Regions from separate parts of the Homo sapiens genome. Here all the other regions are linked to region 3. A link is a loop called in an ENCODE intact Hi-C map of the cell type or tissue named here. Cell type or tissue: mammary epithelial cell. All regions are shown on one strand.

The links. A loop is a pair of places that touch in the nucleus more often than their neighbours do. Peaks named below come from ENCODE experiments on the same cell type or tissue, not always from the same donor. Only the 100,000 strongest peaks of a DNase experiment are listed, where the experiment ranks them.
Region 1: it touches region 3 in a loop (4-fold over the local background); 7 of 110 quality-filtered maps call a loop at or near these places.
Region 2: a loop joins it to region 3, with 19 times the contacts of the local background. A loop is called at or near these places in 95 of 110 quality-filtered maps.
Region 4: it touches region 3 in a loop (14-fold over the local background); 17 of 110 quality-filtered maps call a loop at or near these places.
Region 5: a loop joins it to region 3, with 7 times the contacts of the local background. A loop is called at or near these places in 2 of 110 quality-filtered maps.
Region 6: it touches region 3 in a loop (7-fold over the local background); 9 of 110 quality-filtered maps call a loop at or near these places.

The regions. Positions count from the first base shown.
Region 1 is chr9:5,884,193-5,889,192 of GRCh38, forward strand. It overlaps a transcript of BRD10 not described here. Among named protein-coding and RNA genes, the nearest start is that of MLANA, 4.2 kb to the right of the region's middle. In mammary epithelial cell, a CTCF peak has its summit at 2,096 (motif pointing right); a DNase peak (open chromatin) is centred at 2,129.
Region 2 is chr9:6,351,932-6,356,931 of GRCh38, forward strand. No RefSeq gene overlaps it. Among named protein-coding and RNA genes, the nearest start is that of TPD52L3, 26 kb to the left of the region's middle. In mammary epithelial cell, a CTCF peak has its summit at 2,358 (motif pointing right); a DNase peak (open chromatin) is centred at 3,990; H3K27ac peaks cover 905 bases.
Region 3 is chr9:6,566,408-6,571,407 of GRCh38, forward strand. All of the region lies in intron 15 of GLDC (glycine decarboxylase), which reads right to left. Among named protein-coding and RNA genes, the nearest start is that of GLDC, 77 kb to the right of the region's middle. RefSeq lists an enhancer at 1-990. In mammary epithelial cell, CTCF peaks have their summits at 574 and 1,915 (motif pointing left); DNase peaks (open chromatin) are centred at 204, 864 and 1,854; H3K4me3 peaks cover 269 bases; H3K27ac peaks cover 2,690 bases.
Region 4 is chr9:6,052,166-6,057,165 of GRCh38, forward strand. No RefSeq gene overlaps it. Among named protein-coding and RNA genes, the nearest start is that of RANBP6, 39 kb to the left of the region's middle. In mammary epithelial cell, CTCF peaks have their summits at 2,533 (motif pointing left) and 3,230 (motif pointing right); DNase peaks (open chromatin) are centred at 556, 2,516 and 3,276.
Region 5 is chr9:6,150,867-6,155,866 of GRCh38, forward strand. No RefSeq gene overlaps it. Among named protein-coding and RNA genes, the nearest start is that of IL33, 62 kb to the right of the region's middle. RefSeq lists an enhancer at 1,820-3,019. In mammary epithelial cell, no CTCF peak of the experiment used is centred here; a DNase peak (open chromatin) is centred at 2,735; H3K27ac peaks cover 694 bases.
Region 6 is chr9:6,492,582-6,497,581 of GRCh38, forward strand. It overlaps UHRF2 (ubiquitin like with PHD and ring finger domains 2), which reads left to right. Exons shown (of 16, transcript NM_152896.3): 10 at 1,245-1,351; 11 at 4,617-4,779. Among named protein-coding and RNA genes, the nearest start is that of UHRF2, 82 kb to the left of the region's middle. In mammary epithelial cell, no CTCF peak of the experiment used is centred here; no DNase peak of the experiment used is centred here.

The DNA of each region.
Region 1 (5,000 bases), 680 kb before region 3:
AACAATACAGGTAATCCTCATGGCCACCTGGGAGGTAGATATCTTCATGACACGGGAAAATAGATTTACTGCAAGTCTGGTCAACCCATTTTTTTCCCTGCTTAAAACCGTTCTGTGACTCAACACAGCCTACAAGATCAGTCCAAAGGCTCAGCGTGGTATTCCAGGCCCTGTGGCGCCCAGGACCGGGGCCTCAGGCCTGCCACTCCCTTTCTTGCACTTGGAGCTCCAGCCATATGGAACGACTCACAATTCCCTGAAGCTCACCAGACCGGTCTGGGGCCCTGAGCCCTAAACCACTGGGATGTCACCTTCCCGTCCTCACCCGAAGTTATGGTTGGTGAATGCCTACTTAACTTCCACTGGACTGGCCTTCATCTCATGCCTATGAAGGTGATCCCTACTTACCTTCCAGACACAAACACAGCCCATCTTCCTCTCAAGCCTCTTCTGTACCAATACCCCCACTGTACCCTAGACAAGAATCTGGGGTGGCTCTAGCATTATTAGATATTGTAGTGAACCCTGGTGTTGACTCTTCAATATTTTTCCACTCCAAAGGTCATTTTAATCCGTTCCTGTAATCTCAACCTTCCTGTGACTAGTCACAAATGGCCATGGGATTTACCACGTTTCTGATTTATTAGTGCTCTTCTCTGCTCACCTGCGAGACTTGGGCCATGTTCTCAAGACTTCAGCCAGCTCTGTGCCCGTGTTCACCTGGAACCCCTTTCCTAATAGAGCCCGGGAACTGATGAAGCCTCCTTTGCTGCTTCCTGAGAGGGAGCCACACTCAAGGCCAGCCCGAGGCCAGCAGGCCACAGCTCTTGCTCTCGGGTGTCTGAGGGAGGAGGGAGTCCCTGTGGTCCTCCATTTCCTCCACCCTCCTGGCTGCTGGGGCTTCCCCTTTCGACCCCTGCCTAGCCATGCCTCGATTCTATTCCCTTCTCTACCTCGCCACTATCCCCTCACCATCAGAACCTCTCTGTCCTGGGTCTCTTTACGTCACAGCAAGCGCTTGTTAGCTGATTAACAATTAGCCATGGCCATGAGTTCATAGGCTCACCCCAAGGACTGGGCACCCCCTCCGAACTGTTTGTACATTCACAGGGAATTCGCAGAAGCACTAGCCTTTCTCAATGAACAACTTGCCAGGCACTGTGCTAGATGAGTTGACGTATGTTATCTCTTTTTTTTTTTTCAGTTTCACTCTCGTTGCCCAGGCTGCAGTGCAATGGCTCGATCTCAGCTCACTGCAACCTCCACTTCCCAGGTTGAAGTGATTCTCCTACCTCAGCCTCCTGAGTAGCTGGGATTACAGGCATGCACCACCACGCCCGGCTAATTTTTTTGTATTTTTAGTAGAGACGGGTTTTCTCCATGTTGGTCAGGCTAGTCTTGAACTCCTGACCTCAGGTGATCTGCCCACCTCGGCCTCCCAAAGTGCTGAGATTACAGGCATGAGCCACCGCACCCGGCCCATATGTTATCTCATTTAATTCTCACAGCAATTCTGTAATTATTCCCTATTCCTATGTTGCAGATGAAGACGGAATAGCTCAGAAAGGTTAATTAACTTGCTCAAGGTCTCACAGATAATAATGAGAGCTGGGATTCAAGGCACCTGTGAGGCTTACGGGGTGAGGACTCAGTAGTGACTGGGATGTGGCCTTGCCTTCTCTGCCTTCTGAAGAGCCAGTTCTGTTTGTTCAGCTCCTCCTATGAAAGGGCAACAGGACTTTCTGGGATTTTCAGGCATAACCCTGAAGTTCAGGTAGAAGTTGTTTTCCCCAAATCTTTTGAGCCAGGGGCTTGTAGCCTTCCCAAAAGGGAACACAGTGGACGCATGGCTAGCGGGGACCGAAAGCGGAAGCCCGAGCAGCCGGCTATCAACCCTCGTTTGTAGCAATACCTCTGCGGGGTGTGTGAGAGATCAAAAGCTCACAATATTGTGGGGAGCACTGAAGAGGGCCTAAGCCCCAAGCAGGATGAGTCAAGAGGATTCTGGCTCCTGAGCACTGTAAGCAGATGCCAAAGAGGCATCTCTGGCCCCTTCATGAGGTGGGCCTGTGATGCCAGGTGGCCAAGCCCACTAGGTGGCAGCAGAGAACCAGTCAGTGGCCAGCAAGGTCTAGCAGGTACAAATCCTAACCCTGGGGCTGGTGTGGGGGCTGAGCTGCCTCACAGTAACAGTTCACACTATTGTTGCTAGGCGTATTCTGTGCCACGTGCTGTACCAAGCACTTCCAACAGGATCTCGTTTAACTCTCACCATGAACCTATGAAGCAGATGCTGCTATTATCCCTTTCATTTCAGATGCGTGCACTGGGGCTTTCAGAGGTTTGAGATTTGCCCAAGGTCACACACACTGAAGAGATGAAGTGCAAGTGGTTTGGACTCTAGAGCTCCTGCTGTTAGTTTGGGACTAGATTGCCAGGGGAGAAAAGGAAGCCACTTGGAAGTGTTGAAAATGAAGGCAGGTAGGGCCTGACTTGGGCTGGCTTTGGTGTGGACTCTGAGGCCCAAGGCCGGCTCAAAAACAGAGACTAAGAGCCTAGTTAGAGGGAACTTCTAGGGGGCTTCCGGGAAACAGGATGTGGTAGGTTTTTCAAGTTGAGGTGCCCAGGGAACCCCTATTTGAAGAAGCGATCGCCAGCTTATCCTGTTCACATAGCCCTGAAAGGGCCAGGCACCTCAGAAGCTGCAAACCACTCAAAGACCCAAAGGGATGCCTGTGAAAGAGCTGGTCAGGTCTCCCTCGTTGAGCTCAAAGAACAAACAAGGGCCAGGTGCAGTGGGTCGCGTCTGTAATCCCAGCACTTTGGGAGGCAGAGGTGGGCGGACCACTAGAGGTCAGGAGTTCGAGACCAGCCTGGCCAAAATAGCAAAATCCTGTCTCTACTAAAAATACAAAAACTAGCTGGGCATGGTGGTGCATACCTGTGGTCCCAGCTACTCAGGAGGCTGAGGCAGGAGAATCGCTTGAACCCAGGAGGTGGAGGTTGCAGTGACCCGAGATCACACCACTGCATTCCTGCCTGGGCAACAGAACAAGACTGTCCCCCAACCCACCCACCAAAAAATATCTCAAACAAGCTGGAGAGCATGTTCCCAGACTGGCCATTGTGTGCCCAGCATGCTGAGTCTGGTCCTGTAGCATCCTCTGGGGGAGGGGATGATGCCAGCTGCCTGTTGTCTCCACCCTGGAAGAATGCCAGGGCACACTCAATCCCCAAGTCAGCTCACATCACCAGAGAACTTGAATGAGACCTGGGAACTTCACCTTGCCCTGAGATCCAGGTCAGTACTCCCTCCTCTGTGGTCTTGCCACCAGTCATATATGGGCCAGGCTATTATAGAACCCAGCTCAGTGCAATGGACTTTTCAGCTCAGAACTGCATCCCTCTTTGTAGACTAGTACTCACCACCAGGACTTTCTGGGATTTTCAGGCATAACCCTGAAATTCAGGTTGGAGTTGCTCTCTCCAAATCTATTGACACAAGGGGCTTATATCCTTCCCAATTTTTGCACAAAATTCCCTGAGATAGCCTCCACTCTGGGAACTCAGTCTAAGTCATGGTCTATTGTTCTGCCTCAAGGTCTCCAACTGGTTGTTCTTTCTGAAATGCTCTCTCTCCATCTTTTCATGGCTGACTGCTTCTTACCATTTAGGTCTCAGTTTAAATTTTCCCTCCTTTACAGATAGGCTCTCCCTGGCTTGCCTAATAAAGATCAACCCTTCTTTGTTTTCTTTCTCCCTTACCATTTTCAGTGGTGACTATCCAGTATCTGGTGGGTTGGTACTGCCCTTACACAGGACAGCCTTTGTCCATAGCTCACGATGGAAACCAGAAAAATCACAGGATCTGAAAGGAATGGGTCCTCAGGTATTATGGGAAAGGGGACCTTAGAGGTCATTTAATCTAAGTCTTGAGCTGCTAGGACTGTCATATTCCGGTGGGGTTTTTTTTCTTTGTTTTGTTTGTTCACAATGGCTATGGAGAGCTGGTGAGCAAAGGTGACTGTTGTGTCCCACTGAAATGCTTCTGGGCTGTCCAAGATAGATCATGATGTTAAGTAGAATCAGCTCTGGGGTCAATTATTAGGTGAGTGCAAAAGTAACTGTGATTTTTGCACTGTCGGACTTTGCTGTTTGATATTAAATACATTCTTAAATAAATGTGGTTATGTTATACATCATTTTAATGGGCATTTCTCACTTTATGTATTTTTGCTAAAGACATCACTTGTTCTTTGTTGTATGTTTATTTTAGACTATGGAAATGTTGGACAAAAAGCAAATTCAAGTGATTTTCTTATTCGAGTTCAAAATGAGTTATAAAGCAGCAGAGACAATTTGCAACATCGACAATGCATTTGGCCCTGGAACTGCTAACGAATGTACAGGGCAGTGGTGGTTCAAGAAGTTTTGCAAAGGAGATGAGAGCCTGGAAGATGAGGAGCTGGCCACTGGAAGTTGACAACGACCAGTTGAGAACAATCATCGAAGCTGATCCTCTTTCAACTACACTAGAAATTGCCGAAGAACTCAACGTCGATCATTCTACAGTTGTTCAGCATTTGAAGCAAATTGGAAATGTGAAAAAGCTCATTTAGTGGTTGCTTCATGAGCTGAGTGAAAATTTAAAAAACGGTCTTTTTGAAATGTTGTCTTATCTTATTCTACACAACAACAAGGAAGAATTTCTCAATTGAGTTGTGATGTACAATGAAAAGTGGATTTTATATGATAACTGGCAATGACCAGCTCAGTGGCTGGTCTGAGAAGAAGCTCCAAAGCACTTCCCAAAGCCAAACTTGCACCGAAAAAAGGTCATGGTCACTGTTTGGTGGTCTCTGCTGGTCTGATCCACTACATCTTTCTGAATCCCGGTGAAACCATTATATCTGAGAAGTATGCTCAGCAAATCAATGAGTTGCACCGAATAGTACAACACCTGCAGCTGGCATTAATCAACAGAAAAAGCCCAATTGTCC
Region 2 (5,000 bases), 210 kb before region 3:
GCATTCCAACCTGGGCAAGAGAGTGAAACCCTATCCCTTTAAAAAAAAAAAAGGAAAGAAAAGAAATTTGAGAAAACAGCAGAAGCAGGAAGGCAAGTCTCACTTTCCTCATCTCCCTCCCTTCTCCCATCAAGCAGGTCATAAAACCTAGGAAGGATTTTCTGACCTTTCCCTGAAGCAGGTTATAAGACCCTCATGTGAGAAGTGTCTTCCTATGCCTGGGAAAGAGGAACATCTTTATCTCTGAAGATAAAGGGTCACAGAGAAGAATCTGACTTGTTAAGATTCCAAGGACTTGCTAAGTTTCTCCCAGTTTATTACCATTAGATCACACCCTTTTTCCTGTCATATTTCTCCACAACTACCCATTCTTCATCAAACCTAGCATTAAAAAAAACCCACACACAACCCTCAGGTTTAATGGTTTCTTCAGATTTTTATTTCTGTATGAAGTCTCCAAGTCATGTAAAACTTACATTAAATAAATTTGCGGGCTTTTCTCTTATTAATCTGCATGTTGTTACAGGGACCTTAGCCATGAACCTAAAATAGGTAGAAGGAAAGATATTTTTCCTTCCCTATGAGGTAAAGTAACTTTCCCAAAAACACACTGCTAATAAGTGGCAGAAATGGGGTTTGAACAAGGATTCTGAATATAGACCACCACCCTCCTTATCCATTATATGGCATATTTATAACACCTGACCCTCCAACCAACTAATCGACCTGGGCCTTGTCTGAAAGGCAATGGAGGTTCTAATTATTTTTGTATGTGATTAAAATAAATGTTCTTCCTTCGGATATCCATATAGCTAATTCCCTCACATCTGTATGGAATAAATTACGTCCCTCCCCAAATTTATATGTTGAATCCCTAATCCCCAGCATTCAGTGCAGTATCCGACACACAGCAAGTGATCAATAAATAAATGACAAGAAGAAAGAAAGCTCAGGAATTGACTGAGTCTTCCTCAGACCAAACTCCATGGGACAGGAAGGAGGCAGGGCTGAGCCAAGAAGAGGGACCTGGCTTATGCTTAGAAATGGGGTAAGCATGATGACAAATTACAGCTTCAACAAAAGATCAGGGTAGCTGGAGTCAGAAAGGCAAATTCATCCAAACCAAGAAGGCATCTTAAGACGCTAAAAACTGAAGAGCATGAAGGAAGCCAAAGACTAATTCTGCCATAGATCTGGTTGTTAAGCCTCGTGGCTCTTTTTTTTTTTCTTTCTTTTTTTGAGATGGAGTCTCGCTCTGTCACCCAGGCTGGAGTGCAGTGGCGGTCTCGGCTCACTGCAACCTCCACCTCCCGGGTTCACGCCATCTTACCTCAGCCTCCCGAGTAGCTAGGACTACAGGCGCCCGCCACCACGCCCGGCTAATTTTTTGTATTTTTAGTAGAGACGGGGTTTCACCTTGTTAGCCAGGATGGTCTCGATCTCCTGACCTCGTGATCCATCCACCTCGGCCTCCCAAAGTGCTGGGATTACAGGCGTGAGCCACCACGCCCGGCCAGCCTCCTGGCTCTTAATCCTCTGCTCACCTCACCTGCTCAGGTGTTGCCTCCAGAATGCTTTAAAGTATTCTGTTCTGACACTCTTTTGACCTTAGCCCAGGCAGGATTGATGGTGATCTAAGGAAAGATACGCAAGTCTACTCAGCTCCTTCAAAAGTTTCCTTCTGCCTGAGCATAGTGGCTCATGCCTATAATTCCAGTGCTTTGGGAAGCTGAGGCAGAACAACCGCTTAAGCCCAGGAGCTGAAAACCAGCCTGGGCAACATAGCAAGACCCTGTCTCTATAAAAAACAAAAATTAGCTGGGTATGGTGGCACATGCCTGTGGTCCCAGCTACCAGGGAGGCTGAGGTGGGAGGATTGCTTGAGCCTCAGTTCAAGTTCGAGGCTTCAGTGGGTTATGATTGCACCACTGCATTCCAGCCTGGGTGACAGAGTGACACCCCATCTCTAAAAGAAAAAAAAAAGTTTCCTTCCCTTCTAGAACTTCAGAGTTTTAGAAAAGAAAATCCTTAGCGTGCTCTTCCAGGTGACAGCTCAAGGAGTCTCTTCAGACTCCACTGGAAATCTCTTGCTTGGGCCAACCTTCCCCTACTGTCCATCCCTTTGCCACTTGAATTTCACCTCTCTCCATGGTCCCTTTTGATGGCATCTTAGTTGTGGTTTTTACTCCGAGGTACTGTCTCTTGAATTACTTTACTCAGCAGTCTCTGAGCAGCCCAACCCTGCATCCCGGGCTCCTGCCCCTGCAGGAAGGGATTTAGCGAAAAGGAATAAAAAGAATATCTGTAATACACCCCTTCTTCCAGCAACCTCCCACACTCACACCTCTTCTTCAACACAAGGGGGTGCTACTCACATGGTCATTTTACACTATTCTGCACTACACAAACTTCATTGTGATGTTCTTCACCCCCATACCTCCATCAGCCACAACTCTTGAAGAAATGTTTATGAAAGCCTAAATCTAGGATTCCCCCTGAAATGTGGATGAATTTTACACCAGTTCCTTAAGTTGAAAAATATTTGCCATTAATGAGGGCTTAAACCTTACCTGTAGAAATAATTTGCAATACAAGAAAAGGGTCAGGGAAATTTTTTAACTCCATAGAGTATGGGACTAAATCCATGTATTTACTTCCAAGCCAGGCAAGTAGAGGGGACTCTATTCTGATCTAAAATGAGAAGAGAAAAATGCTTCTCTCAAGGAAGAGGTTGTTTGTGGCAGTGAAGGGAGAAGCAAGAGGATCAATGTTGAGGGTCAGCAGATGAAAAGAAAGGAAGTAAGCCAGGAGCTGCCCAAGCTGATCAAGAAAGACTCACAGCTTCTCACGAGGTGGCATCCTCCAACTCCCAAACTCTGAAGGCCTCCAGCTCCACATCTCATTACCTTCCTCCCAATCATCTTCTAGGGAGAATTTTCTGCCCTAGGCTACAGAGGCTCAGAAATGAGGGAAGTTGGGGAAAGGAAGATTCCCCCATGCCTGGCATCCTTAGCTGGTCCCACACATCTTCCTATAAAAATACTCTTCATGGGCCAGGTGCAGTGGCTCAAGCCTGTAATCCCAGCAGTTTGGGAGGCCGAGGCGGGTGGATCACAAGGTCAGGAGTTCAAGACCAGCCTGGCCAACATGGTGAAACCCCGTCTCTTCTAAAAATACAAAAATTAGCTAGGCATGGTGGTACACACCTGTAATCTCAGCTACTGGGGAGGCTGAGGCAGAAGAATTGCTTGAACCCAGGAGATGGAGGTTGCAGTGAGCCGAGATCGTGCCACTGCACTCCAGCCTTGGTGACAGAGCAAGACTCCATCTCAAAAAAAAAAAAAAAAAAATGAGGTGGTCAAGTCCTGTAATTCTGGAACTCTACTTCAGAGGATTATGGATTAAACCTAGCTAACCACCAGGCAGACATAATGTGGTTACTATGGAGAACGCATCCTGAGTCCCACAGAACTTACTTCTGCAAACGAACCGCTGGAATTCTGCCATTCTGACATGGGGACTGCTTGTGTAACCCTCAAATGAGGGAGGAAGATGTATTGACATCTTTTGGACCTGTTAGATTCATAAGACAAGGAATAATTTTGTATCCTTTTTGCTTGAGAGCTTTTCATATTGCCTTTTGATCATTCTGGAGATCAAGAAATACGTTCCCTTCCTTCTGGTCAGGTTTTAAAGAATTCTGAGGCCTCTGGCTGGCACATTCACTGATTCCTATAGAATCAAAGCCATGATTTTGAGTCTCACTTGCTTAGAAATGTAAAGGAATGAGTAAAAGTCGGAAGGAAGTTTAATTTTAGCTTCTTTGGGCTTTTTGATCATGAAAACTAAAGCATATCTGATACAAATACACTTTACTGAAGTTCAGAGAGTTAAGTTTGTCTAAATTCAAATTATTAAACTGCATTTTAGCTGCTTTAGCATAACTGTGTGAAAGAGCACGTGAAACAGAGAGAAAATGACTCATGCAGTCTTCTCAGTGAAGCTGAAAGTCTAGTTAACCCTGAAAAGATGCCATTACTAAGTGAGCTCTAGCTCATTGTTTATATGCAAGCTAGGCCACCAAATCATATTTATCCTTTTTGGGAGGCCCTTAGCAAAACAATGGAATCAATTTCTAGTACATGAGAATATTTCCACACTGCAAGTTTTTCTGAAAAAAAGAAACTACATCATGATTTGAAAACAGGCTTTTTCATATGACACTTCAGTAACAAACATTTTCACATGTAAGAAATGTCCTGCACTTTTTTTTTTTTTTTAGAAATCAAGGTCTCACTGTGTTGCTCAGGCTGGACTTGAACTCCTGGGCTTAAGCTATCCTCCCACCTCAGCCTCTCAAGTAGCTCAGCTTACAGCCACTGCACCTATGTTCTGCAAATATTTAAAGATTATTAATCAGTGTGAGGACAGTGATAGAGTCCAGTAAATGTCCATATCATGCATTTGAGTACTTGCTATGTGCCAAGGACTTCACATATATTATCTTCTCTAATTCTCAGTAAAGCCCTTTGAGAAAGGAATTAATACTCCCATTTTACAAATGAGAAAATCAAGGCAGATGTTAAGGAACTTGCCCAAGTCTTCATAACTTATAAATGGCACCGCAGACATTTGAATCCAGGTCCACCTGACTCAGAGCCAAGTTCTTAGCTACTCTGTTGCCTCCCAAATGGCAGAAGTTCTGCTGCCACTATTAAACATTAGCCATTATTACCAAAGATTGCCCAGGGGCTTCTGTATAATGCAACATCACATGCAAAGCATTTCTAAAGGTTTTCTCTATAAGGAAGAGGCCATTTGCTAAAGGAAGGCATTCTTGAATATTATCACCAGTTTAAAAAAACCTCTAAAATTAAAATAATATACACTTTTTGTGCAATAGATATTCTTTAAGCAAGCATCTTTTAGAAGTAGAGTATGAATAATGCAGTCTGCATCAAGAACAGGAATTACATCTTGTAGGAATATAGATGACCTGC
Region 3 (5,000 bases):
TCTATAATTTCTTAGTATTACCAAATATCGAGTCAAGGGCCTGATCAGCCCCAAAAGAATGAGGCACTTTTAATGTGACACCATTCCTGGCAGTCTCAGGTTCGGCTCTCCCAGGCCCCGGATGCAGATGGCTGTTAGGGGCTGGCCATCCTCATCTCAACGGTCCTGGAAGGCACCACTTTCAGGGCATATGCCATGACTAACATTCCGGTGAGCAATGCTGACTCAATCGTAGACTGTTATTTCATGTTCCCAGTACCCTGTGCAGGAAGGGAAGGGAAATGAGTAATAGATGTATCAGTCCCATTCAAAATGTGTATGTCTGCGAAGCTGAAGGCAAAAATTAAATACTAAAAAAAGATACAAAAATTTAAACTTTAAACAAATGAAAATTTAAAAATAAAATAACTTTTTTTAATGTTACCCACAGAAAATCGGTAAGAATTTTAAAAAATGTGTATGTTCTCCATGCCATCACCCCCATTTTGCACACAAAGAAACTGAGGTCTGAGTGCTACATGCCAAATGGCCAACAGTGACAGATGAAGACTTGGGTGTGGAGTCAGCCTGCCTCCCAGAGCTACGGGCTCCCTTTGCAAGCAGTGCTGCTCTTCTGAGCACACTGTGCTCTCCAAGGACGGAGAGTTGTGGGAGCAAATGCTGATTTTCTTTCTAGCAGAAGTCTTGTCTGATTGATAGAACTGGGGGGTTTAGCTAAAATAAAAAATAAAAAAAAAAAGAAAGAAAAGAAGAAAGAAAGCCTGTCTTACAAGACCTGAGTCACCCCGTTCCTCGTCACCCGCACTGAGTCAGCTGCAGCTATCTCCGCTCTCTTCCAAGAAGAAAGGCAAAGACTGCTCTTCTGTTTTCCTGGCTTCTGAAAAACAAGTCCTAGCCTATTTGAGGTTTTTTCATTTTGAGGACAAGAAAATGAATATGCCGTGCTTCAGGAAACCACTCACATCACAAGTAACTTCATCTCCCTGTGCCTATGTGCCTGAGAGATGTGTAAAATGGGGATAGTAACAGTACCCATCACACAGGGCAGATGTGATGTGTAGTGAGATCATCAAGGTCAAATGCTTCTCAGCCAAATCCTGCCCATTCTTCAACTGGCTACAACTCTCTGCAAAGCCTTCCCTAAAGCCACCAATCCAGCTCTGTCACTTCCTCAGAGAGGCCTTCCCTGAAGGCAAGAATTTTGTCAACCTTGTTCACAATTGTATTCTCTATTCCAAGAACACTGACATAAAAAATATTTGATAGATTGATTAAAGAAATAATCCTCTACCTCCTCCAAATTATCATAGCATTTTACTCTACAATCTTATCTGACATTAATATCCTATACATGTACTGGACATAGAAAATTATTACCGATTTCACATTTACTTTGTATGCCTGTCTTATCTCAATTAGAGCATAAGCTCTGACAGTAGGGTCTAATTCTCAGAGTTCTGTATATTCTTCAACAGGGAATATATAGAACAGTACTCTGCATGTAGTAGTTCTGCAATAAGTATTTAGTAAATATTTTAAAAATTGAATTCCTCCAGCACAGGCAATCAATATGAATGTCATCCTTTCCCCTACAGTAAGGAACCTCAAGAAAAACATTTTATATTTACCCCTATGTTTTTCTCATGAATTCTATTCATCTGACTTTCTTGAAAGGCCAATCAAGGTGTAGACTAGGAATGAAGGAAGAAGCAGATTACTGGCTATGAGCCAGTAGTGTAGGAGAAAGACTATATGCTAAAGACTTGATCAGAAATGCTGGATTTCTCTCTCTCTCTCTCTCTCTGGCCTTAAACATCTATAAAAATCAGCTATGTTTCAACCCAAAAAGTGCAAATGATATATTCAAATGTGACACAAGGATTACTACTGGGGCATTAGTAAAACAAATTGTTAGTGCCACCTGTTGGTAGAAAAGTCTTATGAAAAATAATTGCTTATCTACATAACCCAGACTAAGCAACCATCAACAAACTATTATATATGGAGGACAGGCTAGGTCAGTGCTTTTCTGACATCTGTTTAAAATGAAGTAGTGAATGGTCTGGAGCTGCAGGGCTGGCCAGTGAACGGGGAGCCTCAGAAACACCAAGTTTATGTGAGCACAGCTTAAACTGTCCTAGAAAAACAAGGCCCTCCATGCCGGGCGTGGTGGCTCACACCTGTAATCCTAACACTTTGGGAGGCCAAGGTGGGCGGATCACCTGAGATCAGGAGTTCGAGACCAGCCTGGCCAACATGGTGAAACCCCATTTCTACTAAACATACAAAAAATTAGCCGGGCGTGGTGGTGCATGCCTGTAATCCAGACTACTTGGGAGGCTGAAGTGGGAGAATCACTTGAACCTGGGAGGTGGAGGTTGCAGTGATCCGAGATCACACCACTGCACTGCAGCCTGGGCCACAGAGTGAGACTCCACCTCAAGAAAAAAAAGAAGAAAAGAAAAACAAGACCCTCCAGTGTATGGCATTTACTCAGGCTGATTAAGGAGCTGCTGCTTAATGCAGAATGGGGAAATTGAGCAGACAACTTCTTCCAAAACTCAGATTCATTCTACAAAGAATCCACAAGAAATTCAATAGACCAGAAAAAGTAGAACAACTGAATAACAGGTATAAGAGCCCACAAGGTGAAAACAGCTGGAGTTGATGGAATTCAACAGTATTGTGATGACTATAACCCAGGCCCTTTCAGTATCAGTGTATCATCACAGGTGTGCAAGTTCAGGAGCAATACTCAATGTAAACTTAAAAAAAAAAAGAATTTGTAGATGACATGGCAGAGATAGGGTGAGGGTGATAGTTCAGAAGAGCTAAAAGTTCCTTTGCCAAGGTTGGAACGGGAGTTCAAAGAAAAAACAAATTTTAAAGATTTTAAAAATTAATTTATCTTTCCCTTTACTAAGAACCCTAGCCAAACATACTGAGAATTAGAAATGGATGTTGTGCCGGGCGTGGTGGCTCACTCCTGTAATCCCAGCACTTTGGGAGGCCGAGGTGGGTGGATCACAAGGTCAGGAGTTCGAGACCAGCCTGGATAATATGGTGAAACCCCATCTCTACTAAAAGTACAAAAATTAGCTGGGTGTGGTGGTGGGCACCTTTAGTCCCAGGTACTCAGGGAGCTGAGGCGGGAGAATTGCTTGAACCCGGGAGGCGGAGGTTGCAGCGAGCTGAGATCGCACCACTGCACTCTAGCCTGGGCAACAGAGTGAGACTCCATCACAAAAACAAACAAACAAAAAGAAATGGATGTTGCAGACCAGGCACAGTGCCTCATGCCTGCATGCCTGTAATCACAGCACGTTGGGAGGCCGAGGCGAGCGGATTACCTGCAGTTAGAAGATCGAGACCAGCCTGGCGAACATGGCAAAACCCTGTCTCTACTAAAAATACAAAAATTAGCCAGGTGTGGTGGTGTGCATCTGTAATCCCAGCTACTTGGGAGGCTGAGGCAGGAGAATCGCTTAAAGCAAGGAGGTGGAGGCTGCAGTGATGTAAGATCGCGCCACTGCACTCCAGCCTGGGCCACAGAGTGAGACTCAGGCTCATGGCCGGGGGGATTAAAAAACATCGTGGCTAACTTTATAGACACCATAAGCAATTTCTCAGATGGTGACTGCTTTGGAATATTTGGACATGGGTCACTGTAGCTGCATGCTTTTTATATATGCAAAAAGTAACATGAAACCCATTTTGCAAGACTGCAGAATGCACTAAAGTAATAATTTATGGTGAACACCAGCAGTCACCAAAACTCCCACTGAATCACATTGTAATTATATGGAGAAAACAGTATTTGTGTTCTCAAATAGAATGTTGTATTTTTATACAAGTCAAAAGATGTTAAAAATGTGCCATAAGAAAAGACCACGCTGTGGATTCTAAAGTTTTAAAAATTATAGTACCAAGAAATTAAGATTTATATATTTTTGAATTACTAAATATCTAGATTGACCATATCTATTTTTGTTTTAATTTTCCCTAAATATTCTGAAAATCATTTTATAGTTTTTAACACACCATCATAGTTTGTGCACGGATGGCCACCTTTAGTGTGTGATTTCAGTGAAGTTCCCATTGAAGTTATTTATAAGCAGTGGACCTATTTTACTTCTTATATTTGAACTTCTTAAGAAGTTTCTTGACCAGGCATGGTGGCTCATGCCTGTAATCCCAGCACTTTGGGAGGCTGAGACGGGCAGATCACCTGAGGTCAGGAGTTCGAGACCAACCTGGCCAACATGGCGAAACTTCGTCTCTACTAAAAATACAAAAATTAGCTGGGCGTTGTGGCAGGTGCCTGTAATCCTAGCTACTCAGGAGGGTGAGACAAGAGAATCACTTGAACCCAGCAGGTGGAGGTTCCAGTGAGCTGAGATCGCACCACTGCACTCCAGCCTGCGCAACAAGAGCAAAACTCTGTCTCAAAAAAAAAAAAAAAAAAAGTTTCTCGGGGTATGTTTTTAAAAAAAATATTTTATTACATTTAAAATGATACCTTTTCATGAAAAATATTTATTTTATGAGTGATAAATTATAAGTTTAAATATGAGGTGAATTTGTTCCCTTCAACTACCTATAATATCTATAGCATCCAGCATACAGCCCTTTGTACAAAATGTAACATTTAGAAGCTAAAATATACATCATCCTCCCCCAAAATAATGATTTTCTTATAGACACAAGCAAGATTATTCTAAAATGCATATGTAAAGGCAAAGTAACTGGAATAGCTACTTTTTTTAAAAAAAAAAGAAAGAAACTGGCACAAATCAGTTCATCTGATGGCAAGGCTTATTAACAGTAGCCCCCTCTTATCTGCAGGAAATATCTTCCGGGACACCCAGTGGGTGCCTGAAACCATGGATGGCACCCAAACCCAGGTGTACTACGATTTTTCCTATACATACATACCTATGATAAAATCTAACTTATAAATTAGGCACAGTTACAGATTAACAACAATAACTAAGAATAAA
Region 4 (5,000 bases), 510 kb before region 3:
TCTGAATTTTCAAGAAACTGACCCGGGATCTCTTTGCTTCCTAAAATAGTTGTTTTGGGATCTGGCATGTATCTCCATTCATTATTCTGCAAAGAATCCCTGTAAAGATGGCTCCATTTAGAGCACAGCTCCTCAAACTTTAATGTGCACACAAACCACTCAAACTGATGCTCATCTACCATCTCTGCTTTGTGTTTCCCCTTGGCACTTATCTTCTAACATACTACGTATATAACCTACTCATCCTGTTTATTGTTTGCCTCCTCCACTAGAATGTAGACTTAATGAAGGCTGACATTTTGTCTGTGTCTCTGGTGACTCGCTCAAAGTAAGCACTCAGTGTCAGCACTCCAATACATATTTGTGGAATAAATGAATAAATACATAAATTCATCAAAGTAAGTTGCATTTGAAAGTATAATGAGTATTTGCTAGATATTAAGCATTGTGGGAGGTAGTTTGTGGAATCCCAAGACAAAATAACACTGGAAATACTTGGAGTCTGAAAACATGCTCAGACTAGATGCCTCTGCTATGTGACCTCTCCTGGCTCTCAGTGAATTTAAACAGGCTTGGTGCTATCAGTCATGCTCTTACATCATGAGAGCAGCTTACCTAGAAGCTTTGTACTCTTATACCTGAAATAAGGTCAGCTGAGGAGGGTAAGGTTTTACTAGTACTGTTTTAAATTTTAGGAAAAAAAAGTAAGCTCTCAATTCAGCCTTTCTTATTATAAATAAATCCAATCCCTGCCCCCCGCCCCCCCCCCCCCACAAAAAAAACACTGGGCAAAAACCAAAAACAAAACACTGGGCCCCTCCCTTCAGGAGTTGACAGGTTAGTGGGGAAGACAGACATGTATAAATAAATGTAATAAAGACAGAATTATCAAAACTCTGGTACAGATAGAAGCCGAATACTGTAAGAGCCCAAGGAATCAAGTCTGAATTGTGACTTGGGACAGCAAGGGGGTACTACATGAAGGTGGAAACATTTGAGCGATGGTAGAATTTTTACCGATGGGGATGAGGAAGAAATTTCACGGAAAGGGAACAACTGGAGCAGAGGCCTGGGGACATAAATATATTCTTAATGTTTTATTCAAGGGATAATAATCTCTATTGTAAATGACCTGTGGAGCACTGTGTGGACAATAAGTGAGAAAAGGTTAACTGGGACCTGATAGTATAGAAACATGAAAATCAGTCTTTCATATTAGGGTCTTCTACTGTAGCCACATATGAAAAAAAATACTTGCTCAGGCCCTGCATGAATTATGCATGTGTATTTGAAAAGCTCCCTAGGTGGTCCTGGTGGGAGCTAAGATGATGACTTAAAAGATGATGTGGAAGGCAGTGTGAGAAGTGAGATGACTGGAGGAGGGAGGAACTGGAGGCAAGGGATCTGGGTGGAAGATTTGCAAAACCAGGGGAGAGTTTGTGGAGAAAGAAGACAAATCCAGTTCAAGTTATTGGAGAGATTGGCAGCACTCTTATCTGCTAAATATTGAGGGTAACTCAAGATCCATAGGCTAGAAGCTAGGTTCAGTGATCCTTCCTCTTGCATTTCTGGCTCCATGAATTTCTCCTTTCTTTATTGGGAACATGTAACACAGATTCTAACTGGTCTTGGTATGTAGTATAACATAGTAATTAAGAAGCATGATATAAGGTCAAAGGACTTACCTTGCTCCATGACCTTGGGTAAGTCCTTACAGTTTCTAAGCCTCAATTTTCTCATCTGAAAAAAGGAAAAAATAAATATATTGAGAGGATTGAACATGCAAATACTTGGTTGAGTACCTAGCTGTGATAATCAAAGTTATGTATGCTCTGCTGCAGTAAGCATTAATCCCCAAATGCCTGTGGTTTTAGATGAGATTTATTTTTGAATCATGTTACTTGTCCACTGTGGATCAGCAGGGGGACTCTGCCCATTGTAGTTACTCAGGGACCCAGGCTGACAGAGTAGCTACCATCTTGAATATTGTTAGTACTTATGTCAAGGGGAAAGAGAACTCTGGAGGGTCTGGCACCAACAATTCAATGCTTGGTGCAGAACAGATACATGTCTGTAATCCCAGTATTCCGGAAGGCCTAAGCGGGAGGATTGCTTGAGGCCAGGAGTTCAAGATTAGCCTTGGAAACATAGTGAGACCCTGTCTCTACAAAGTTTAAAAAAGAAGAAGGAGGAGAAGAAGAGGGAGGAGAAGGAGGAGAAAAGAGATACATACCATCCCTGCTGACAACTTATTGGATATTGGCCAGGGCCAATCATATGGTCCTACCCACTACAGGAGGATTAAGAAGTGCAGTCCTACCATGTACTCAGTAGATGGGGGAGCCTGAAATATCTGGTAAGGCTTTATTACTACTATTTACTTATAAACTAAGATCTGCAATGTTAACTATCTTCCTTCCTGCACCTTGAGTCCTCTCCTTCCTGCCTCTTCCTTGAGTTCCCATTCCAGGGGGCCGCCGTCCAATAGCTCCTCTCACCTAACTGGCAACAGAGTCCTCACAGTGCCCTCTAGTGGCACCTAGAGCTACTTCATTAGCCCTTGGAGGGAACTTAATTCTGAGGCATCTGGAGCAAATTTACCCAGCAGGGCTGAATAACATTAATTGTCGAGTTTGCTTTACTTTGTAAGCCTCATAAAAGCATTCAGGATAAGCCCTTATGCCTTGAGACTACCCTTTCAGGAGCACTCTGTGGAATCTATCCTTCCTTTTTGGCAAGAATATCTAAACTTCAATAATTTAAAGGACCTAGATACAAAACCCAACATGTTTTCACTGTGTAGATGCTTTCTATTTTATAAACTCCCCTACTGTCTCCAACAACCTTTCCTTTCTCATAAACCATATAAATACTTATAGAGATAGAGCCAAAACCATTATGTAATTCCTGAAAGCCTATCTGCAAACTCAACTAGAATAATGATCCTTAATTATGAGAACAGAGAGGAGTTGCTTCTGAAGGAACCAAAATGTCATGTTCCCAGTCTTGTATTATGGCTTCCTAACTAGATTCCATGGACACCTGACCACAACAGTATTTTCATATAATTGATTTCCTTTGTAATTCCATGTATTGTATTTTATACATTTAAAAACTTTAATATGAGAAGAGGCCCAAAACTTCACCAGTCCGCTAGAGTCACTTGGCATCTTAAAGTTGTAAGATGGAAGTTGTATTTGCCAGTGTGAGGAAACATTTTAAATCTTGCCACAGGGTGGTGCTATTGCTTTAAGGGTAAGAAAGAGTAAGTCAGCAGGTTGAACAAGAATCTGTTACCTCCAAGAAGATTGAGAAACAGAGTGGTGATGTGGTCACAGAAACTTCGCAATAGTCTTAGTCTTAAGTGGTAGTTCCAAATTCCTAGCAGATAAAATGCAAATCCATTAACTAAGAAATTTTGGTCTAGTATATAAGATGTGGTTGGTAATGGGTTTTCCTATTTTAAAGTAGTATATAATACAAAAATTATATACCCCTCAATGTTCTGAGGAGCTATTAGCCAACCAATTACCTAAACATTCATTCTACACAAGATTAAAGATTTTCTTCAACACACAGGTGGGTGACTGTGGTATTGTTTCTCTCAACCGTGTTGTCAGAGTTTTATTTTTCCTGTTGGCTCCATTCTGGGTTTTTGTACGTAGACATCATACTTCACATATACTGAATTCCAGCAAGGTGTAATCATGATGAGATGCACACGGCAAGTTCAAAAGTAGAAGACACAACTCCTGAATAGGAACTGATAAATCAAATGATGAAAATTGCACAAAGAACCCAAGGAACAAACATAAAACAGAGTTGGTTATACTGGCAAAAGCAACATATACTTACAGATAAGACAACTTACTTCAAAACAATCTGGGGGAGAAGGTATAGTCAAAATAAGATGATTATGTGATAATTGTTAAAGCAGGGAGATAGGTAATTTGGAGTTCCTTATATAATCTTTTTTTATACATTTGAAGTTTTTCATTACAATAATTAACATATCCATAAAATAATATAATGTTAAAGGGTTGAATTTTTGGTGATCAATGAGTATATACCAAGCCCTTATTGGAAGGGAAGGAAGGATGAACACTGATGCAGAAGAGGTTGTAAGTCACAGAAAATGGATAAACTTCAGGAAGGTGTGATACTGAGTTGTGGTACTCAATCCCTATTTAGATTAAATTTTTTTTTTTTTGAGAAAAAGGTTTTGTAACTTTTTTCTTTTTTCTTTTTTAAATTATACTTAAAGTTCTAGGGCACATGTGCACAATGTGCAGGTTGTTACATATGTATACATGTGCCATGTTGGTGTGCTGCACCCATTAACTCGTCATTTACATTAGGTATATATCTCCTAATGCTATCCCTCCCCCCTCCCCCCACCCCACGACAGGTCCCAGTGTGTGATGTTCCCCACCCTGTGAACAAGTGTTCTCACTGTTCAATTCCCACTTATGAGTGGGAACATGTGGTGTTTGGTTTTCTGTCCTTGCAATAGTTTGCTCAGAATGGTGATTTCCAGCTTCATCCATGTCCCTGCAAAGGACACGAACTCATCCTTTTTTATGGCTGCATAGTATTCCATGGTGTATATGTGCCACATTTTCTTAATCCAGTCTATCATTGATGGGCATTTGGGTTGGTTCCAAGTCTTTGCTATTGTGACTAGTGCCACAATAAACATATGTGTGCATGTGTCTTTATAGCAGCATGATTTATAATCCTTTGGGTATATATCCAGTAACGGGATGGCTGGGTCAAATGGTATTTCTAGTTCTAGATCCTTATGGAATCGCCACACTGTCTTCCACAATGGTCGAATTAGTTTACAGTCCCACCAACAGTGTAAAAGTGTTCCTATTTCTCCACATCCTCTCCAGCACCTGTTGTTTCCTGACTTTTTAATGATCGCCATTCTAACTGAGATGGTATCTCATTGTGGTTTTGATTTGCATTTTTCTGATGGCCAGTGATGATGAGCATTT
Region 5 (5,000 bases), 420 kb before region 3:
CAACTGATAAATGGATAAATGAAATGTAGCCTATCCATACAATGGAATGTTATTCAGCTATTAAAAGGAATAGAGTACTGATATATGCTACAACATGAACAAACCTTGAAACAATGCTAAGTGAAAGAAGCCAGTCACAATCTCTATCTTTCTCTATCATCCGTGGCAATCATTCACTAAGTCTTCTCAATTCAACCTGTTTTAACATTTCCAAAAAATAACACTTCATATTCAAAATTCATTTGGTTGTGAGCAAAGGAAATTTACTCAGACCAACTTACACAGATATCCTTTTAGTAACAACTCCTGAGGTGTGTCTCTTCCTAAATTCCAAGGGTAAGAGAGTGCAGCCGAGTCTCATGAAAGACTGACCTGCTCTTACTATGATCATCAATGAACTTCCTATAGTCAAAACTAAAGGACTCTTTTCCATTCTTATCCTACTTGACCACCCCACAGAATTTGATACACTTTATTCTTTCTTGAATCATGCACACATGCTCTCTCTCTCTCTCTCAGAATGGGAAAAGTTGTTTTACACAAGAAGTTCCAATATAGGGTTTCTCCATGTATACATAATTCATTGGTTTAATAATGTCATCCATATTCCTTCCATGTTTTTATTCTACCATCCTCCTTTGGTCAGCTTTGTCCCTCAAAGTATCTCCCTTCACAGTCTCCAATAGCTCTGTTTTCTTTTAAATCTTAGGTCTTGCTTCTGGGGTCATTTTTGGGAGTTCCTGTAGCAGCTTGAAGCAGCCAGAATGAACAAAAAGGATCCTGTCCTCCAAATATTGGGGATCTGTATTTGGATTGCCAATCACTGCTTCTGATCACAGTGGTACAGACAAAGAAGTGAACAGCTATTGTTTCACCTCTACCCTTTTTGCAAGCCCCTCCCATCCATCTGAGATGACTTCCAGGGGATTCAAAGGACCAGGGCCATTTTTCCCCCTTAATATTTTTGATTCCCTTTTGGGAACCAGACGTTAAAGACTAGGACTTTCAGAAACAACTTCATAGAGGGGGAAATTAGAAAGTGACCATGCATACCCAGGGAAAGGCTCAGGCTCAGAAAAGACCTGAAAGGACCTTAAGTTTATATATATCAGACATACAACAATAAAAAAGAGTAAACAAAAACAATGACTAAATCTAGCAAACTCTGGAAAAGGAGAAGAACTTGATTTCCAGATTTACCACATTTTTAGATTCAAATGTCCAGTTTTCAATGTCAACCAAAAAAAAATCACAAGACATACAAAAAAAAAAAACAAAAACCAGGAAAGTATGGTCTATTCAAAGAAAAAAATAAATCAACAGAAACCATCCCTGAAAAAGATATGATGTCAGATATACTAGATGAAGACTTTTAAACAGATGTCTTAAAGATGCTCAATATTCTAAAGAAAGATGTGAAGAAAGACCAGAAAAAATATATGATACATGAACAAAATGGAAAAATCAATGATGATACAGAAAAACCTAAAAATAAACCAAAAAGAAAGCAAGGAGTGGAAAAATAAAACCAAGATAAAAAATTCACTACAAGGACTAAAAGACATACTTGAGCATCCAGAAGATAAAAATAGTGAAAGGTGAAGATAGAACAATGGAAATCACTGAGTCTGAGGAATAGAAAAAAGGCCGAAGAAAAATAAATAAAACCTAGATAAGCTGTAGGACACCATCATATACATTTTGGGAGTCTCTGAAGATTAGAGAGAGAGGCGGGTAGAGAGAATATTTTAAGAAATAATGGCTGAAAGCTTCACAAATGTGATGACAGACTTGAACATAAACATACAAGAACTCAACAAACTCCAAATAAGAAGAATTTAAAGAGACTCACCCAAAAACACATTATAATCAAACTTTTGAAAACCAAAGACAAAAACAGAATCTTGAAAGTGGCAAGAGAGAAGCAATTTGTCACTTACAAGAGATCCTCAATTAGAATATCATCAGATTTCTCATCAGAAACTTTGGAAAACAGAAGCCAGTGGGTTAATAAATTCAAAGTGCGAAAAGAAAAAGAAACCTGTCAATCAAGAATCTTTTATCTTGCAAAACTCTCCTTCAAAAGCGAGGAAGCAATTAAAATATTCCCAGATAAACAAAAGCTGAGTGAGTTCACTACTAAACCTGCCGTGCAAGAAATGCTTACGTCTTGCAAGGTGAAATGTAAGAACACTAGACAGTAACTCAAAGCTATATGAAGAAATAAAAATCTCAATGAAGGTAAATACATGGACAATTATAGAAGCTAGTATTATTGTAACAATGGTTTGTAACTCCATTTTTTGTTTTTTGCATGGTTTGAGATTCATACGTTAAAAACTATTAGTCTAAAAGCTAGTATTATTGTTAACTTTGGCTTGTAACTCCTATTGACAGAAATTAAGGCTGTTGAGGCAGAAATAATTTGATAAAGGTTTATTGGAAGCCAAATGTGAGGATCAACCTGGGAAGACACATCAGAAAGTTGGGAGTGTTCCAGAATCTGTTACAAGTTGGAAGGCTTTTATAAGTAAGTTTAGGAGAAGGGAGAGGGGCTCCTCATAGTGAAGTTGTCCTTTTTCATTGGAGGGTACAACACAAAGATTGGCTGCAAAGTATGACATACAGGGCAACATACAGGTTAAAATTCTATGCACAAGACAATCAGTGAAACTTCATGATTCAGAAACAAATCACCAAAACATTATGATTCAGAAACAAATCAGCAGCCTTTTTGATGTCAGTAGGTTATAAATTAATCATTATACGTCAATAATTTGAGAAACTCAGATAAGATTCTTTACTCATGAACAGGATGTTGCCATGAATCACAAGACTGCCCCAAGATAGGTTAATTTAAGAAGCCCTGTTTACTTTTAAAGTAAACTGCCAAATATGAACTGTAGGTTATCACCCCACATTTTATTTTCTACTTTTTTTTTTTTTTTTGAGATCGCATCTTGCGCTGTTGCCCAGGCTGGAGTGCAGTGGTGCAATCTCGGCTCACTGCAACCTCTGTCTCCTGGGTTCAAGAGATTCTCATGCCTCTGCCTCCCCAGTAGTTGAGATTACAGGTGCCCGTCACCATGCCCAGCTAATTTTTGTATTTTTAGTAGAGACAGGGTTTCACCTTGTTGGCCAGGCTGGTCTCAAACTCACGACCTCAGGTGATCCAACCACCTTGGGCTCCCAAAGTGCTGGGATTACAGGCATAAGCCACCATGTCTGGCCAATCTTCTAGATAATTTAAGAGACTAATGTATGTAAATAAATTATTACTTTATGTTTTGGGGCATGAAATATAAAAAGATGTAATTTTATGACATTAACAACGGAAAGAGGTGGGGACAGAATTGTAAAGAAACAGAGTTTTGTATGTTATTGAAGTTAAACTGGTATAAATTCAAATTAGAGTATTATAACTTTAGGATGTTAAGTGCAATCCCCATTAAACCATAAAGGAAATAGCTAAAGAATGTACACAAAAGGAAATGGAAAGAAATTTTAAAATTTCACTGCAAAAAATCAACTAAACATGAAAGAAGACAGTCAATAAATGCAGGAAATGAGAGGCAAATAAGCTATAAGCCATAAAAAACAAATAGCAAAATGAAAAAAATTAAGTTTCTCCTTATCAGTATATACTTTAAATGCAAATGGATTAAACTCTACCATCAAAAGACAGGGATTAGCAGAATGGATACATACATGGTCTGACTATTTACTGTTTACAAAAGACTTACTTTAGATCCAAAGATATAAACAGATTAAAAGTGGAAGCATGGAAAAAATATTCCATGCCAATAGTAACCAAAACACAGTAGGAGTGGGTATAATAATATCAGACAAAATAGACTTTTTTTTTTAACAGGGTCTCACCCTGTCACCCAGGTTGGAGTGCAGTGGCACAATCTTGGCTCACTGTAGCCTTGACCTCCTAGGCTCAAGCAATCCTCCTACCTCAGCCTCCCAAGTAGCTGAGACTACAGGTAAGCGTCACCATGCCCCGCTAACTTTTGTATTTTTTTGTAAAGATGGCATTTCACCATGTTGTCCAGGCTAGTCTAGAACTCCTGGGCTCAAGTGTTCCACCTGCTTCGGCCTCCCAAAATGCTAGGAGCACAGGCATGAGCCACTGCTCCCAGGCGAAATAAACTTACAGGGCTATAGTGGACAAAGAAGGACATTATATATTAATAAAAGACCCAACACAGCAAGAAGATATTCAATTATAAACATTTACCCATCTAAGGACAGACCATCAAAACACATAAAGCAAAAGCTTACAGAATGAAAGGGAAAAAGAGATAGTTCTATAACAATAGTTGGAGACTTCAATACCCAACTCGCAATAATGGTGAGAACAACCAGACAGAAAATAAGCAAGGAAACAGAAGACTTAAACAATGCAATAAACCAACCAGACTAACAGGTATATACACAATCCTCTCTCCAACAACTACAGTATACAAACTTTTCTCAAGTGCACATGGGACATTTTGCAGGATACATCATATGTTAGGCCACAAATTAAGTCTCAATAGATTTTTAAAAGATGGATATCATACAAAGTATCTTCTCTGACCAAATGACATAAAGTTAGAAATCAATAACCGAAGTGAAATGGAGAATGTATAAATTTGTGGAAATTAAACAACAAACTCTTAAACAACCAAAGTAAAAATCACAGGGGAAATTAGAAAATACTTATAGACAAATAAAAATGAAAACACAACATGCTAAATCTTATGGGACAAAGCAAAAGTAGTCTGTGGGTGGAAATTTATAGCTATACCTGTTTACATTAAAAAACAAGAAAAATGTCAAATCAACATCCTAACTTTACAAGTTTAGAATAAGAAGAACAGGCTGGGTGTGGTGGCTCATGCCTGTAGTCCCAGCATTTTGGGAGGCTAAGGCAAGCAGATCACTTGAGCCCAGGAGTTCAAGACCAGCCTGAGCAACATAGTGAAATCCAATCTCTACAGAAAATACAAACA
Region 6 (5,000 bases), 74 kb before region 3:
AGGGAAAAACAAAGTATAAATAATTGACTTCTATAATACGAATTTAGTAGACACAAAACATCATTGTCTAAGTTGTCTAAACTAATTAAAATGATCTTGCATTAAAGAATCACTATTTTGCTAGTGTTAGTAGGATTAATTGTGCACTGATAGTTACTTTTCTTAATTTGTTTCAAGTACTGAATCAGATAGAGACAATAATATCCATATAAATTTGTAGCTGCTATAGAAGTAATTGGAGAGCTTTTGGCTTTTTTTTTTTTTTTTTTTTTTACATTTAGTAGATACTTTATACTACTTTTAGATTTTTCAAATTTTTTCCAAATTTCTTCTTAATGGGAGGCTATTATTTTACCTGAATGTGTGATATGGGTGAACCCACAGAATGTGAAATAAAGGGAACTTAACTATGCTGTTAGAATTTTAATATGAAAGCCAGGGCGCAGTGGGTCATGCCTGTAATCCCAGCACTTTGGGAGGCCAAGGCGGGTGGATCACTTGAGACCGGGAGTTGGAGACCAACATGGCCAACATGACAAAACCCCATCTCTACTAAAAATACAAAAGCTAGACAGGCGTAGTGGCACATTCCTGTAATCCCAGCTGCTTGGGAGGCTGAGGCAGGAGAATCGATTGAACCTGGGAGGCAGAGGCTACAGCGAGCCGAGATCGTGCCACCGCACTCCAGCCTGGGTGACAGAGCAAGACTCTGTTTAAAAAAAAAAAGTTAAGGTGAAGTTTTTAGGTAAATTTGCTTTTGTAGTACTTATTTATTGTCAATGCCAGAATTTGAAATTTGAGGCAGCACACTTAGGTATGGTGTAGATGTCAGTTGGAAATTTGGTTATGGAGTGTTTGTTGAAGTGGTATTATCTATAAAGAACCTACAAGCTAGTATTGATAAGTTTTAACATTGAATTGAATAAAATATAATATTTAAATCCATAAGACCTTACCTTGTTTGTAACATTCTGTTGATTATTTTACTACATATATAGCATGAGACTAACCATATTTGGAGATGTTGAAAAGTATAATTTAAAGTGAAAGTGTTAGGTCAAGTTATATGACTTGAAAGTATACTACACACAAGATTGCATTTAAATTTTGCATTATTTTGGGAGATGCCTCAAGAGAAAATGTCAACTCATAACATCCTAATGAAATGTTTTGACTCTGAAATAAGAATTGATGAAATTATACTTGGGTTTAGCTTTCTTAATAAAGAAAATCTTCTCTGACAGGACCGAGGTGATGAGTTCACATACACTGGAAGCGGTGGTAAAAATCTTGCTGGTAACAAAAGAATTGGTGCACCTTCAGCTGATCAAACATTAACAAACATGAACAGGTACTACTATAGACACTGTTTAGAATTTGAACATTGAATAAAAGTTTCATTATAGGACTGTAAATTGTAACTTACGTTGCAGAGGAGAATTTCAAACTGGGAGTTAAAGATCTGAAATTAAAATTCCAGTGCCTGATTATGTAATTGTTTTTCAGCATCCTAACATATCTTTATACTGTTATTTTTTAAATGCCATAATTTCTAGTCTTACTGAATACATGTGATATGCATTTGAAAATGTTAACAACTTTGAAGGAAAGGAGCCTGTGTAATTTAAGTGAAATTGAGAATAAGGTGGCTTGTCTACTACTCCATTGGTCAAAGCTAAAAGTGACAAACTCCTTTTTAGAGTAAACTCAGTAATTTGAAATAAAGTTATGTTTGGGAGCCACATTTATGTACATAAATGAAACATAAGGTAACTTAATCAGATCTGTACTGAATGTACTTTTAGAATGTCTGCTAATCAGATATCTTCTAAGAGTTGTTAAAGGGAATGTTCATTTAGTTACAAAAGTGATCTTTTCTAACTAAATCCCCTTAAGACATTACAAAAGAGCCACCGTGTGCTGATCTTTATTCTATAGAAATACTAATGACATCTCAGCTCCCGTGGGTACAGAAAATTTATTAATTTCAAAATGTTTTATTTTATAAATGCATGCTAATACCAATATTAATAAGTAACCCAGACCACCAGATAGCAAAAATCACATTATAGTTTGTCCTGCTGAAATTTTTGTGAACATTTCATAAAGTTAACAGTTTTTATATCCTGTTACTAAGGGTATTTTGTCGATTGAGTAAAAGTGAGTGTTTTTCACTTTGAGTCTAAATCACTCAGTTTTAAGTAGTGTCCCCTTAATTTCTGATTACTGTGTGATGTAAAGAATATACCAGTATGATTTCAAGACTTTCATGCGTATCAATTTACATAGAATCTCTGTTTTTATGTGTTCTATATTGTTTCTGATAGTAGGATTATTTTTACTGAACCAGCAGAGGAGACAGGTCAGATTTGCTGGTGAAAACATTCTTGAGACAGGAGCTTAGCTATTCTTTTCTAGCAAGAAAGCAGTCCTTCAAGAAGAGTGTCTTAAAATAAATATTTTGATGTGTTTTTGTCAATGAAAATGTATCTCAAATTTGCAAAAGGACTCTTTCAAGTTGTCAAATCTGAAAATTATTTTTCCCTTTAATAATCGATAATTTTGCTTGAAAGGAACTTCCTTCATAACTACCCACCATTGTAATGTACATGTTAAGATTCCTTTCACACTTTTGGACAATCTGATAAGTACCGCTACAATCTCATTAGAAAATAATTGACAAGCAGTAAACATGTTTTCTATAAAGAGGAGATAGTGAAAATGAAATATCAACTGAAAACAATTTAGGATTGAATTATCAGAGAGACTTTAACATCTGGTCAGTTTATACGTTAAGTTGTGAATACGCCTTGTGATTGTAAAAGTGCTTGGGCAAAGGTACCTGTATGTCTTACAAACATGAAAACTGAGGTGAAAGGCACTTTGCTCTGACCCATAGTATACTCTTTGCCCAGTAGTGTATGGTTGAATTCATTTTTGCTTCTTTGCTAAGAGGTAGTTCGACACCTTCTTGCTTCTGAGTTTATTCCTATTTCTTCCCAGCTCTTCAAACTTTAAGAAACTGAAGAGGGCAGCAAAGTAACCTGGCCATCTTTTATCAGGGCAGTCAGAGGCACCTGACTGGCTGAGTGGCAGATAGATTAATGGAGGAGCTTTGTTGCTGTATTGCCTAGTTTCATCCTCTTGGACTCTTTTCATATACTTGAATAGCCTAATTATCTGAAGCCAGAAGTGAGTTGACAGTGCCAGTTAGTGGTGGCAGTAATTATGACTGAAGGTATCTGTGAGCATTAAAGCATTCCATTCAGTGACATGAATGAAACTTACCCTAGCTCTTTAAGATAAAATAGGTGTAATATCTCAATAGGTATTCTGTAAGACGTAATAGTAGCCCTAGAGTTGATGGCTGTGTTTTTTTCTACCTCTCAGAATTTTAATGCATCTTCCTTTTAGATTAAAAAAAAAAGGTAACTTGGGAAGCTTCAACTCTTTGACCACAGCTATATAAGTTATTTTTTAAAACAAAATACTTTCAAGTTTATTTACTCACTAAAAATATAATTATGGTCAAGACATTTCTTTTCAATAGGTTAGTCATTTTCTTGACGTCTATTTTTTTTAACTTGAGCCTGCATAAAAAGAATTAAACCCTGAAGAAGTATTTTATGTCATATCTGCTTTCACCAGATTGGGTATAGTTCTGTTTTTTGTTTGTTTTTTAAACCTTAAGTGTTCTCAGTGTTTTCTTTTCACTTAAGACGTAGGTGTCCTAGAGGAAAATGCTAATTTTAAACTGATTCTAAAATTGTTATTTTAAAATAGTAAAAATAACTTAAATACAGATTTTGGTACAACTAGGTTCTCCCAAGAGTAAGGTCTTCTAACATCTAATAAGCTCATTGATTTACTACTATTAGGTGAATGCATATACTAAATAAGTTCCAGCTAAGTCAGGTACTACTTCCAATTCAGTGTTCTTCTTTGACCATGCATTAATGCATTATCAGTAAAATGTAGTGATCTCAAGCAGCCAGAAGTCTTCATTGTCATTAGCACAGGCATTTGGATGCTTCAGGCTTATTGAAATTTATCTTTTTATGGAGACCTTTAAAGAACATTCTCATACACCACTTATTCTTAATATCTTTTAAACTTTAAGGATTCTCTATTGTCTGGAATGTGGAAAGTAGACCTGGGAAGGTCATTTGTACCTTGCTGACAAATTTATATTTCTGGATTTCTTTCTACATTATTCCAGCAATTCACCTTACACCCTTACCAAAGATCACTATTGAAAAAATCATTTGCTTTAGTTTTCCAACGTTCTCCCTTCCCCCAACAAACGTTATTTAAAGAAAAATTCCATGTATTTCTAGTTGTTTTCTATTATACGTGGCACAGATGTTATTACTTTCAGAAGAACCCTACAGGCTATCTGAGAACCAATCCCCTGGCTTGGGGGTGACATCAGAAAACTGATTTGTCTTCTCTGCTGGTGGGGGAAAGCATAATCCTATTATCTGGAATAATATGGAAAGAATCATAGAATCTTAACCATCAGGTAAGGTATAATTCACCTTTTAATTGAGCTAATGACTCGATTGTGTACTTGAAGAAAAATTACATGGTATAAAGACTTCTTTGTTGTTTTTTAGGGCATTGGCCCTAAACTGTGATGCTCCATTGGATGATAAAATTGGAGCAGAGTCTCGGAATTGGAGAGCTGGTAAGCCAGTCAGAGTGATACGCAGTTTTAAAGGGAGGAAGATCAGCAAATATGCTCCTGAAGAAGGCAACAGATATGATGGCATTTATAAGGTGCTCTATCTGGCATGACATCTTGTTTGTCATTCTTCCTGGGCTTTCAAGGCAGGGTTGTTGCAAGGAACTACTGTGGGTGGGCTCGAGGAAACAGTAGCCATCTTATATTGCTACTTTTTCTGGAAATTGAACAGATGCATAAAGCAAACTCTTAACTTCAGCACTTTACTTTTAAGGCTTATTTCGAGTTCCTAGGGGCAGAGTTGGGTTAAGGTTTT